Regions from separate parts of the Mus musculus genome. Here region 2 is linked to region 1. The links are chromatin contacts, found by Hi-C in ENCODE. All regions are on one chromosome and are shown on one strand. Each heading gives the region's core, a stretch centred on a gene start or an enhancer-like site at or near the end of the contact. The rest is flanking DNA. Distances are from core to core; before and after follow the strand shown. Region 1 holds the start of Spag6l (sperm associated antigen 6-like). Region 2 overlaps Drd3 (dopamine receptor D3).

Region 1 (7,150 bases), core at 2,261-4,760:
CCTTTATATATTACTTGACCTTTTTCCCTTACTACTTTTAATATTCTTTCTTTATTTTGTGCATTTGGTGTTTTGATTATTATGTGATGGGAGGAATTTCTTTTCTGGTCCAGACTATTTTGAGTTCTGTAGGCTTCTTGTATGTTCATGGGCAACTCTTTCTTTTTTTTCTTTTTTTTGGTTTTTCGAGACAGGGTTTCTCTATATTGCTCTGGCTGTCCTGGAATTCACTCTGTAGACCAGGCTGGCCTTGAACTCAGAAATCTGCCTCCCTCTGCCTCCCAAGTACTGGGATTAAGTGCACCACCACCGCCTGGCTGCAACTCTTTCTTTTTTTTTTTTTTTCCATTTTTTATTAGGTATTTAGCTCATTTACATTTCCAATGGTATACCAAAAGTCCCCCATACCCACCCACCCCCACTCCCCTACCCACCCACTCCCCCTTTTTGGCCCTGGCGTTCCCCTGTACTGGGGCATACAAAGTTTACGTGTCCAATGGGCCTCTCTTTCCAGTGATGGCCGATTAGGCCATCAACTCTTTCTTTAGGTTAGGGAACTTTTCTTCTATCATTTTGTTGAAGATATTTACTGGACCTTTAAGTTTGAAATCTTCACTCTCTTCTATACCTATTATAGTTAGGTTTGGTCTTCTCATTCTGTCCTGGATGTTTTGGGTTAGGATCTTTTTGCGTTTTTCATTTTCTTTGATTGTTGTGTCAATGTTTTCTATGGTATCTTCAGCACCTGAAATTTTCTGTTTTGTCTCTTGTATTCTGTTGCTGATGCTTTCATCTATGGTTCCTGACTTCTTTCTTAGGTTTTCTATTTTCAGAGTTGTCTTCCTTTGTGATTTCTGTATTGTTCCTATTTCCATTTTTAGATCCTGATGGCTTTGTTCAATTCCTTCATCCTCTTGTTTTTGTTTCCCTGCAATTCTTTAACGGATTTTTTTGTTTCCTTTTTAAGGGTTTCTACCTGTTTACCTGTGTTCTCCTGTATTTCTTTAAGGGAGTTATTCATGTCCTTCTTAAAGTCCTCCATCATCATCATCATGAGAAGTGACTTTAGATCCATATCTTGCTCTTTTGGTGTGCTGGTGTATCTAGGACTTGCTATGGTTGGAGAATTGGGTTCTGATGATGCCAAGTAACCTTGGTTTCTGTTGCTTATGTTCTTATGTTTGCCTCCCACCATCGTAATCTCAAGTGTTCCCTGCTCTTGGTATATCTGATTGGATCCTGTCCTTCCTGTAATCCTGGTTGAGTCAGAACTCCTCAGAGTCCAGGTTTTTCTGTGATCCTGTGATTCTGGGAACCTGTGATTCTGAGATTCTGGGTGTGTCAGAGTTCCTGGGACTCAAGCTTCCTCTGAGACCCTGAGATCCTGGTGTGACCAAGCTCCTGGGATCCTTGGATCCTGGGATCCTGGGAGTGGAGCACCCTCTGGGGACCTGGGAGTGGAGACTCCTCTGGGGACCATGGGACTCTCTGCTGAGTTTGTGTCTAAGGTAGATTGGCACTGAATGGCCTCACTCTGAATCTTATTCCTTAAAGTCAAGCAAAGGTCTAGTATCAGCATGCAAACTTCAGAATTGGAAGATCAGGAGCATTTCTGGAGAGCCCTGGGAAAAAAGGACTAACACACTGCTTTTTCTCTAGTCCCTAACTACTCTGGGAGCACCATCAAATATCAGCACTTTATCAAGAGAGCTCAGATATGGGTGAGATTTAAAAAAGTTATTGTAGAGGATTCCAAAGATGAGAACCAAATAAACATGCATGTCCATCCCCTCTATTGTGTTTCCTGTCTTGCCAGCACTCTACAGAAGTAAGTGCTATCTGCCCACTTGATATCTGGTGAAGCTGTCAGATATTTAAAGGAGACACATTACTGAAATATTTGGTAGTTTTCAAAAAAGAATCTAGGAACCAGTGGTAGAGTAAGTGTAATGCATAGACCGTTAAAAGTAACTGGAGGCTTTTTCAGTTAAGAGTTAGTCTGTTTAGCTAGGCATGGTGGCAATCAGGAGATAGAGGCAGGCAGAGCTCCCTGAGTTCAAAGCCAGCCATACTCCCATAGTAAATTCCAGGGCATGTATGGCTATGTAGAGCGAGACTGTTTCAAACACCCATCCACACACCCAAACTCACACCACTCACTCAACCCTCCCCTCCCCCCAGCTGTTTTGTGTGAGAATGTAAATAACATCAAACAACCCTTTTGTTTAAAGTACATTTACCCTGAAATATGTCTGAAATTTGATCTCATTCCTATAAAGCCAGTTTATGACACGGTGTGAGGGACTACTGTATATGGCTTAAAAATTGTTGCATTAAAAAATTGTTAAATTTATGCTTGTTTGAAATTTTCAAAGAATACCTTTACTAAGAAAAAGAAAACTGGGTTTCTCTGTATTCAAGATATAGTCCCTGTGATGGTTTGTATATCCTTGGAACAGGGAGTGGCACCATCTGAAGGTGTGGCCTTGTTGGAATAGGTGTGACCTGGTTGGAATGGGTGTGTCATTGTGGGTGTGGGTATAAGATCCTCACCCTAGTTGCCTGGAAGTCAGTCTTCCACTAGCAGCCTTTGGATGAAGATGTAGAACTCTCAGCTCTGCCTGAGCCATGACAGCCTGGATGCTGCCATGCTCCCACCTTGATAATAATGGACTGAACCTCTGAACCTGTAAGCTAGCCCCAATTAAATGTTTTTTTATAAGACTTGCCTTGGTCATGGTGTCTGTTCACAGCAGTAAAACCCTGACTAATACAGTCCCCATCCTGTTTTGGAAATGTCACTCAGCCACAAAATAAAGCTTGACTTTAAAACCAAATAGCCAAAGAGATGCAGATCACAAACTTGTTATTTATTGTAACCCTTGGGGCTAGAGTGTTGGCTCAGTGAGTTCAGAGCACTGACTGCTCTTCCAGAGGTCCTGAGTTCAATTCCCAGCAACCACATGGTGCGCACAACCATCTGTAATGGGATTCAGTGTCCTCTTCTGGTGTATCTGAAGACAGATACAGTGTACTTACATACATGAAAATAAATAAATAAATTAATTAAAAAAAAGAGTAATTCTGGACCATAGGATATTAATTATATTATTTGTTCTGCTTTTCCTACTGAATATTTCAGACTGCTTAGTCGCTGTCTTAAGTGCAATTAAGTAAGTATACAGTTGTGAGTTTTCGGAGATCTGGAAACCAAAAATGTCATGTGTACCAGGGATACACCAGAAACAAAACACTGTGTTAAGGTTGCTTTGACAATACTGTTATCAACCAGATTATTTGGTGGTTACATGCTTGGTTGTTCTTGACTGTGTGTGGTGCCCGCAACCTGTAGGCGTCGCACCAGCCACTCTGGTGGGTTGGTGTGTAGAGGACCTTGTCTCCTGACAGTCTTCTGCCCAAGAGACACCCTCCCCACCCCAGGCGGGTGCAACAACCGGCAAGCGGTTGATAAAGTGTAACAGCCTTCCCCACTCTGGCCGTGACGTCACGACCTTTGCTGGTGGTTGTATCCGGTTGCTGTCGGTTGCCCTGGAGACGCATACACAGAGGAACGGATCCCACTACCAGCTCAACGGTGGCGGAGGTCCTGGTAGCTGCCCACCACTTGGACCTGGAGAAGCAGGTGCGGCGCCATGAGCCAGCGGCAGGTGCTGCAAGGTATGGCAAAGGCTGGCGGGCACTCGGGAGGGTTGGCGTCTCGGGCCACAGGGCACCTCTACCGGGTCTGTCTCCTCAGTGTTCGAGCAGTACCAGAAAGCCCGGACGCAATTCGTGCAGATGGTGGCAGAGCTGGCGACAAGACCCCAAAACATCGAAACGCTGCAGAATGCAGGTAAGACTGCACCCCACGCTTGTCTGCCTGTCTCACCTGCCACCCTATCCTATTCTCCTATCCCTCAGGCCCTGGCCTCTTCCATCCCCTGACTCCCATCAGCTGTACCTGTAACCCTTAGCTGCTGTCCTCTTGGGTTTCTTACCTGCAGAGGTATTGTTCGTTTGCTTTGTTTTGTTTTGTTTTGTTTTGTTTTGTTTTGTTTTGTTGTTTGTGTGTGTGTGCCTGGTGAGTCAAAGGAGACGCCTCCAAGTTCCTCCTGTACAATCTCCAGTCCCCTTAGCGGAGGTGGGGTGGGGGTGGGGGTGGGGGTGGCGGTGGCGCTGGCAGGTTGTCAGGTTCATTCAAAGCAGTATGAATTTCCTGGAAGTTGTTTAGCATAGATCTTATTCTGAGAGAGAGAGAGAGAGAGAGAGAGAGAGAGAGAGAGAGAGAGAGAGAGAGAGAGAGAGAGAGAGAGAGAGGAGAGAGAGAGAGAGATCCCTGTCCCTGCCAGGTATGTCAGTAAGAAGAGGAGGAGGGAGGAGGGAGGAAGGAGAGTTTCATTTGCCCAGATCAAGCATGAGCTACTAACTGAACTCTGAGATTGCTATCACTATTTTGTCTTGAGAAACCTTTAGTTTATTGGATATCTCTCTCTCTTTCTTTCTTTCTTTCTTTCTTTCTTTCTTTCTTTCTTTCTTTCTTTCTTTCTTTCTTTCTTTCTTTCTTTCCTTCCTTCCTGGAGACAGTGTTTCTCTGTGTAGCCTTGACTGTCCTGGAATTCACTGTGTAGACCAGGCTGACCTGGAACTCAGACATCCTCCTGCCTCTGCCTCCTGTGACAGCTAGGATCAAAGGTGTGCACCACTACCACCAGGCATATTATAGGATATCTTTAAAACTAACTTAAATACCCTGTACCTTTTTGGTCCTTTGTTTTGTCCTTTGGATTTTGGTGTTTATTCTCGGATATTTTCTTTATTTTTAAAATTTTTTATTCTTTTCTCAAATATTTATATCCTGACCAAAGTTCCCTCTCCCTCTATTCCTTCCAGTCTCTTCTCTTCCCTCTCCCCTATATCCATCCCTCCTGTTTCCCTTAAAAAGAAAAAAAAATCAGGTCTCCCAGGGATGCCAACTGAGTTGGATAACGAGTTACAATGAGGCTGGACACAGACCCTCAAACCAAGCCTGGGCAGGCAACCCAGGAAGAAAATGTCCTAAGAGTCAGAGGCCCTACCTCCTCCCTGAATTATTAGGAATCCCACAAGAACACCAAGCTACACCAAGAACACTAGTATGTGCAAAGGACCTAGCATAGACCCATATAGGGTTTGTGATTGTCTCTTAAGTCTCTGTGAGGCCCTATGAGCCCTGCTTATTAGATTCTGTGGGGTGTGTTCTGAGACCTTGACCCCTTTGGTTCCTATGACTCTGTAGAGGTGTAAGGTAAGCTTTTAGAATAGGATTTTTAAAATCTTTATCAGTATCCTTTTTATCTTTAACTTAAAAAATTGAGATAAGTATAGATTCATGTGCCCTTTGCTCATTTAATTCCCTAGTGATGTATTTCAAAAGTTTGGTTTTTTTTGTTTGTTTGTTTTGTTTTTGTTTTTTCGAGACAGGGTTTCTCTGTATAGCCCTGGCTGTCCTGGAACTCACTTTGTAGACCAGGCTGGCCTCAAACTCAGAAATCTGCCTGCCTCTGCCTCCTGAGTGCTCAAAAGTTTATTGTTAGTACAGTTATGATGCCAATATTGACAGAAACTGATTAATTCCATTCATGTTTCCCCAGTTGTATTGTCTTGTGTGTATTTCACTCTGTGCACTGTCATCTCCTGTGTGCTCACCATCATGATACTCAGGGAAAACTATACTTAGGTCAGTATACAGGATCCACGCCCACCTCCTTCTGTACTCCACCCTAGCAGCCACTGAACCAGTACCAATTTCTAAGATGTTGTCATTAAAGAATTGGTTGTTTTGGGGCTGGAGAGATGCCTCAGTCATGGTGGCGCATGCCTTTAATCCCAGCACTTGAGAGGCAGAGGCAGAGGCAGGCGGATTTCTGAGTTTGAGGCCAGCCTGGTCTACAGAGTGAGTTCCAGACAGCCAGGGATACACAGAGAAACCCTGTCTCAGAAAAAAAAAAAAAAAAAAGATTATACTGTTTCTCCTGAGGAACTGAGTTTGGTTCCCAGCACCAAGGCTAAAGTGCTCACAATCTATAACTCCAGCTCGAGGAGATCCAATGCCTCTAGTCTCCATGCACTCATGTGTACACACACACACACACACACACACACACACACACACACAGACACACACACACACAGTTACAAATAAAATAAACTTTTTTGCAGTTATTTTATGTAAATGAATTTTCTTTATTCTCTGTTCTCACAATCCTCAAGATTCCATAGTACAAATGCCTGGTTCATTATTGAATTTTACATTTTCATTACATCATTTTCCTCCCATGATCTCCTCCCATTTTTGTCTACCCTGCCTTCTAAATTCATGGCCTCTTCCTCCTTGTTACATATACATATGAATGAATAAATCCTGAATGCAGTCTGATGAGTCCATTCAGTACTGGCTGCACGCCTTTGTTTCTAGGGCGATGGTACTGGGTGACCACTCCAGGGACTCATCCCTGGGGAAGACTAGTTCATTCTCTCTTAGCAGTTGGTAATTGCTTGTAGCTTTCATCTAGGAAAGGGAGGGACCCCAAGAGATTTTTCCTGGTCTTCTGTCAATTGTAGTCAAATTGTTCAAGTCTTCTTTAGGCAAGCATGTTGTTGAGATTCCATGAATGTAGCTTTCCTGTCATAGCCAGAAGGCAGCATCTCACCACAAACCTCCTCATTCTCTGCCTTTTACAGTCTCCCCACCACTCCTCGAGAACATCTGTCTCCTGAGCTCTAGGCTGTAGGAGTTGTCCTGTAGGTGCATCAGGTGGGGCCGGGCACCCCATGGTCAGTTATTGTTTGCATTTTGGCAGCAGTGGCTTTCTGTAATGGACATCTACTGAAAACAAAAACAAAACCCAAAAACCCTCAAACCAACCAAACAAAAAGTTTCTTTGATGGGGGATGTGATTTACACTTACCTGTGGATATTAGAATAAAATTTTAGAATGTAGTTAGGGATTAACCGATTTAGGAATGTGGAGGTGGTAGGTTCTCTTCTAAGACCCATGACCTCATTAGCCCTGGGTAGTTGTCAAGATTTATAGTTCAAGTTCCTTCCTGTTAAGTGGGCTTTGAGTTCAATTAGCCATTACGTTGGTTACTGTCAAGATGTGAGTGCCAC
Region 2 (6,655 bases), core at 3,899-6,398, about 27 Mb before region 1:
TTGAACTCAGAGATCTGCCTGCCTCTGCTTCCCAAGCTGGAATTAAAGGTTTGTACCATCATGTTGACAAAAAAAAAAAAACAAAAAAACAAAACAAAACAAAAAAAACAAAACCGTTACTTCTTTCTACTCGAAAGCTAGTGTGTTGGACAGGCACCACAGGAGGCCAAACTTAAAGCTGACCTTCAGAGTAAGGGATGAAGAATGCTTTCCACTCCACGTTCTGTCCAAGGAGAGGCTTAAATGGACTTGCGGACAACTCTGCTAAGCATACAATGAACAGGATTCTTTCTACTCCAGACTCAGTATTTTCAAATTTTAAGAATATTCTCTAAGCAATCTTGCTCTGAGAGGCCTGCCTTCTTGAGCTCTCCGTGGCTTCCATTTGGCCAATAAAAGGGCTTTGGGTACTAGATCCTACGAGATGCATCCTCTCTGATGTAGACTCAGATCTGGCCGGTTAGCAAATGAATCTCATCCTGGTGAGGGATGAAGTGATGTCTTCCAAAATTGTGCAGAGCTAGGAAGAAATTGTCAGGATCAGAATGGTATATGATCAGAGGCAGTGACAGCCCAGGCAATGAGGAAGCCAGCAAAGACTAGAACTATGAATACCAGCTTTTCCAAAGGAACTGAAACCAAGAGGTGATAAAGGCTATGGGGGTGACTTGACAGCAGCAGGACCTCCACAATCATTTTATTTCCTTCAGGGCTGTTTCAGGGTTTTACTTTTTATTCTTATTTTTGATATCTGTACAATTCAATAATAGATGACATAACATCTCAACTCCTTGAAGAACGAGGAATGGACAGAGGAAGAGATGGGGCAGAGGGGTGTAATAACATAGCAGCATAAAAAATAACAGATCCTTGCACTGAGAGTGGAGGCAACCTGCTGAGACTAGAGACAAGGCAGGCACCCTGGGACTCTGTGCCCGTTCTGTCAGGAAAGGACCAATTAACCTGTCTCTCTGCTAGATCTGCATGAGTGTGTCTTTTTTTTCTCTCTCTCTCGCTCATGGATTTGTGTAAATTATAAGGCTGTCACAGACATGTTGGAAAGAAATCAGTTTCTTTCTGCCAGTAGTTTGGACCGACCGAAAATAAATCCACTTTCCTAGGCCAATCCTTGTTTTTAAATTTCTTTTGGAATACAGGGAAACAATGCAGTGGTTTATGGGCCTCAGGTTGAGAAGGCCTGCTCTAGAGGGAGAGGTTTTTAGTTGTTTTTTTTTGGGGGGGGGGAGGAATAGCCAAAAATCAAAAGTAAAATCACTCCTCTAATTATTCACTTCACTTCTCTTCATCTTATTTATAATCTTTAAAAATTAAAAAAAAAAGAAGAAGAGGAAGAGGAAGAGGAAGAGGAGGAAGGAGAAGGAGAAGGAGAAGGAGAAGGAGAAGGAGAAGGAGAAGGAGAAGGAGAAGGAGAAGGAGGAGAAGGAGAAGGAGGAGGAGGAGAAGGAGAAGAAGAAGAAGAAGAAGAAGAAGAAGAAGAAGAAGAAGAAGAAGAAGAAGGAGAAGGAGAAGGAGAAGGAGAAGGAGAAGGAGAAGGAGAAGGAGAAGGAGAAGGAGAAGGAGAAGGAGAAGGAGAAGGAGGAGAAGGAGAAGGAGGAGGAGGAGAAGGAGAAGAAGAAGAAGAAGAAGAAGAAGAAGAAGAAGAAGAAGAAGAAGGAGAAGGAGAAGGAGAAGGAGAAGGAGAAGGAGAAGGAGAAGGAGAAGGAGAAGGAGAAGGAGAAGGAGAAGGAGAAGGAGAAGGAGAAGGAGAAGGAGAAGGAGGAGAAGGAGAAGGAGAAGGAGGAGAAGGAGAAGAAGAAGAAGAAGAAGAAGAAGAAGAAGAAGAAGAAGAAGAAGAAGAAGAAGAAGAAGAAGAAGAAGAAGAAGAAGAAGAAGAAGAAGAAGAAGGAGAAGAAGAAGAAGAAGAAGAAGAAGAAGAAGAAGAAGAAGAAGAAGAAGAAGAAGAAGAAGAAATATGTGTGTCTGCTTTAGTATGAGCCAGTTTCTGAAGGAGTCAAAAGAGGGCATCAGATTCCTTGGAACCTGAGTTACAGGTGGTTCTGAGCCTCTCAGTGTGGATGCTGGGAACCAAACTCAGGTCCTTTGTAAGAACAACAGTGCTATAAACCTCTGGATTATTTCTTCTCATCTTTTTAAAAGCAGGTTTTTTGTGGGTGAAAAATGGGGCTATAAATGAAAACTTTTCACCTCATTGAATATATTTTTCCCAATTGATATGGGAAACTAATAACTGCTGATGCCACAATTGTTGCTTGGGAAGATGGCAAGTGGTTGCACAAGTCACTTGGGGTGTGTGGGGTTGACTGGGGACAGAGGTTTATTACAACAACTACAGACTATTGGATAGACTACAGACTGGAGACCTCCTGAAACTTCCTGTTTGGCAGAGTTGAGTTCAACCTAACAGTGAATCCCACTGACGTGAAGCTGCCTCCACAGTCAGGGTTTAGCTTGGAGGTAAAGCTCATTTCCAGTTGAGCGCAAGGCATCATGGGTGAGTAGCTTTAGGTTGTGTGCTCCCAGACCTGCTTGTCACTAGACTGTGGCCGGATTTCCTGTGTGCCCATCACATTAGAGGATGGGCATCCAAGCTCTTCCAGATCTAAGTTTCCCTTTTAGCGAATCCATCATTCGTGAGAATCCCTACTCCTTTGTTTCCCAGTGGGAGGTATGAAACCACTATTATCTGTTTTTGAACTGAGGTGCAATTCTTCTTTAAAAACCTTATTTTTAATAATTGGTGTCATTTCAAGATCCAAATACTTTCCCTGTCCTACGCATTCTTTTCTGCCCTCACCCTCAGTTTAGGTTATTTCTTCTATGGTGTGTCTCTGCCTGAATCAACCCTGTTCTATTTTGATGTTTCATGTCGTGTGTGTGTGTGTGTGTGTGTGTGTGTGTGTGTGTGTGAGAGAGAGAGAGAGAGAGAGAGAGAGAGAGAGAGAGAGAGAGAGAGAATGGGCTTTATTACAATTGCTTACAGGAGTGTAGGCAAGGGGTTATTTACAGAAACATGGGCACTTTATCAATGGCTAAGTCACTGAAGGAAATGTCTTACCCCCAGCAATCATTATCTATAATCCCTCAGAAGGGTGGGTCACTTTCTCTATTTCTCTATGGTTTCTTATTTTTGAATATTTTCTCCTGTCCAAACTGGGACCCAAATCCTCTGACTCCAGCACAGGTACTCCTCCAGCAATGAAGGGATTAATTCTCAATAAACCTAACAGAAAGTGTTATAAGTGGAAAATGCACTTAATGCATCCAGCCTGCCCAAAGCATAGCTCAGCAGCACATAGCCATGGCAGTATTGATTTCCTCTTGGGGTCATGAGACTGAATGGGAGCTGTGACTCCTGATGCTTCTCAGCACACTTGGGATATTGTGCTGTGTACAGCTAGCCTGGGAGAAGATCAGAATTCAAAATTTGAGATGTGGTTCCTATTGAATGTGTATTACTTTCATACCATCATAACGATGAAAAAAACATTATAAGTTGGACCATTGGTAATGGGGACTGTTTATATTTCAAATATTCTCCTGCATTCTTTCTTCCCTTCTGAATCCTTATATAACTGCCTAGAGTATCACAAAAAGTGCTTAACCAAGTGGAACCAAGGAGGATCTGTGTGCTTGAAGAGAGAGCTCCAGCCTGCAGTACTGTAAAGCCCGGAAATTAGAAACTGAAGAGCTAATCTGAGAGAACTTCACAGCACTACCTAGAAAAGAGTCTCCCCGAGAACGATGAGCACTGAATTAAAGAGCTAAACTAGGGGCCCTCTGAAATACAACTTGTAAGGCAGCCCATATACTTTTTGTCCTATGACAAAGACAGAGGTAGTTCTGTGACTGGCCCCTGTGAGTTTTCTGTTACACACTTCCAGAGGGCAGGCTCCTGTGCGTCCTTAGTAAGGAAGGTGACACTTATGACAGCTGACTGTACCTCATGTTGATTGTGCCTTCTCAGCTGTCCCTGCATTCCAGTGGGATCCCTGAGAACCCCGAGCTACTGATGTGTTCCTTGGGAAGGGGCACAATTTTAAACTATGCTAATGCCAGTTCTGATGGGGCGATCGGTCCCAAGAAAGTTCTGTGTTATAAGCCAGTGCAATTGAATGCCTCTGGACACTTCCACAATTTCTCTCTTGTGTAGATGGTAGGATGTGCATATATGAAGCTTATAGCTTATCACTTTGCCTGTGCACGGGGTCTCTATGAAAGAAGGCTGAGCAGAAAGAATGGTGGAGAAATGGAGTTGGAACCCTTATCAAAGTATGCCTTCAGCCTGTGCCACCTTAGGACTGTTAAAAGGGGAGTCAGCTCATTGTGCTTACAATTTAAGCTGAGTTGGACTTATAACTAAAACTGTTTGAGCCGGGCATGGTGGCTCACTTAGGAGGCAGAGGCAGGCAGATTTCTGAGTTCGAGGCCAGCCTGGTCTACAAAGTGAGTTCCAGGACAGCCAGGGCTATACAGAGAAACCCTGTCTCGAAAAACAAAAACAAAAACAAAACAAACAAACAAACAAAATTAAAACTGTTTGAGCGGACAGCCTTACAGATCATACTTTCTAGTCAACAAGGTACCCTTTTAGGTGATGACAAATGAGACTAACTTCAGCCCAGCATGAAAAGTATTGCTATCCCATTTTATCCATGTAATTTCAAGTCTTCATATGCCCTATTTGGAGTCACTATCAAGTGACCCTGCATTGGAATGACACCCATTCCAGTGAATTCCAGTGGAGGTGGTGTTGGGTGACAATTTATTGCCCATTTGACAGCATTTCCTCAGCCTCTGTGTTTTCCTTTTTACCACAACTTAAAATTTAACTTTTTTCTTTTTTGGCCTTTTCCAGCTCTTGACTCAATTCTGGCCAGTTAGACTGAAATTCCTTGGGGAGATGGTTCAAGTTGAGCTGTTTCAGATTTCTCTACCTTCTCCCCTTTCTCCCTCACCCTTTCCCTCCATCTTCCCCCATTTCTCTCTCTGTTCCCTGCCATCCTATATTTGGACACTGATAAGATGCCTGAGGCTTTATCAGCTAGTCTGTCATAGTGTAAGGAAGTAGGTGACTTGCCCAAACAGCCAAGGGAACAGATAGAAGGCTTTGCGCCTGGATATCATAGGGCAGCTGGATAACATCAGCAGACACCTCCCTCCAGAATTCTGGCATGGGACAGAAATAACCTGTTTTGTTTACATCGAAGCGAGTCAGGCTTGCCTGAATATACAACATAATAGTCTCCTCTAACTCACCCATGCTACTATGGGAAGGCCAGTCAATTTTGTTCAGAAAAGATAAATGTATCCAAGTCAGACTATGGATTTTGTGAGTCTTCTGGCTCTCAGATAGTTTTCTTCTCATGTGTGTCCTATCCTCCGAGGGCTCTCAGATCTTTAAGCTGACAGCAGCACCGTACAATATTGTTTCCTCTTAGGTACGAATAATAATTACTAGACCAGCCACTCGAACTGCATCATCTTCAGGACACATTAAGAAGCATGGAGGTTGGCTTTTGTCTTGGACACAATCAAATCTTAGTTGAATCATGGCTGCTTTAAATCTTACCCTCTGCTCTAGCAAGATAAACCCTTGACTACTGGAGAAAGACCCAGATACTGAATTGTATTGACTAGAGGCTAGTCTCTAAAGCCTTGAGGTAACTTGACAAGAACAAAAAGTGTCTTCCAGAGTCAACCCATTTCCCAGTGGGGTATAGCTCTGCTCCTCCATGCATTTAGGTGAATATAGGCTTCATCAACCATGCACCGACTTTCTGAAAACTGTCCTGAACAATGGGGTGCTGTTTTTCATTGTTGTTTTGGGGGATAGTGGATGACTAACAGCTTGATCACATCTATTTTCACTGGACACAACCGCGAGACACAGCTCCAGAGAGTCTGTTAAGGCCTTTGGTCAGGTTTCTGATGGTTTTCTACAAAACTGGTTGCTCTCTTGTGTTCAACAGTAGATTGGGGACATCATTGATATTGGTAACTGTGGTCAGAAGGGGATTGCCATGCTGTTCTAGTGCAGAAAAGTCACAATACTCATGTTCTAAATAAGTACGGACAGAAAGTTTCCATTAGGGTCCAACCAGACTTCCTGAAGCAAACACCAATAGGCAGTTCAACAGAGCCCCTCTTTGGTCAACATCACTTTCCTTGTTGGGAGCCATTTAGGCAACGCTATTGTCCTGATCTCTGAATTGGGCCTCTCCCCCCGAGAAGAAAAGAGGGTCAAAAGCAGGCCACCGACACATGGATTCCGAGAACTACAGGATGTTCCAGCCCTGGGTCATCACCGCTCTCCTGACCACACCCTGACACCACCAAGTTCCTGCTTCCCCGTGTAGCTGTCAAAAGAAAGAATTTCTATTGCCCCTCCTCCCATAAGTACTTCTCCTTTTGCTTGTATTGCCCTGCCCCTCCCACTGATAAGTATCTGTACTTCCCCCTTTGCTTGTGCATTTAAACCTTGGACCTTTCTCAATACATTGGGGTCTTGATACAACTTCAGAACGGTTTCCGTGTCGTTATTCGTACAAGACCCTCGTCTCTCTCTACCCCCCATTTGGTTATTAGGAGGAGGTCCCCTCGAGATCCTCGAATAACTGGACCTGCTGGATGGGTC

Evidence for each region. Hi-C counts contacts between places; a loop is a spot of excess contacts on that map.
Region 2: a loop to region 1 is called in a map of regulatory T cell, with 81 times the contacts of the local background. The contact joins the enhancer-like site here to the promoter of Spag6l in region 1. A Hi-C loop is called at or near these places in 2 of 37 maps with a recorded cell type or tissue (T-helper 17 cell and regulatory T cell).

Annotation. Positions count from the first base shown.
Region 1 is chr16:16,825,723-16,832,872 of GRCm38, reverse strand. Spag6l (sperm associated antigen 6-like) reads left to right here and starts at 3,510. Exons shown (of 11, transcript NM_015773.2): 1 at 3,510-3,678; 2 at 3,758-3,853. The coding sequence starts at 3,654.
Region 2 is chr16:43,771,049-43,777,703 of GRCm38, reverse strand. All of the region lies in intron 1 of Drd3 (dopamine receptor D3), which reads right to left. Among named protein-coding and RNA genes, the nearest start is that of Drd3, 12 kb to the right of the region's middle. Within about 2 kb of position 5,148, at least 1 of the 3 ENCODE cell types and tissues checked has a DNase peak (open chromatin) inside an H3K27ac peak, as active enhancers do.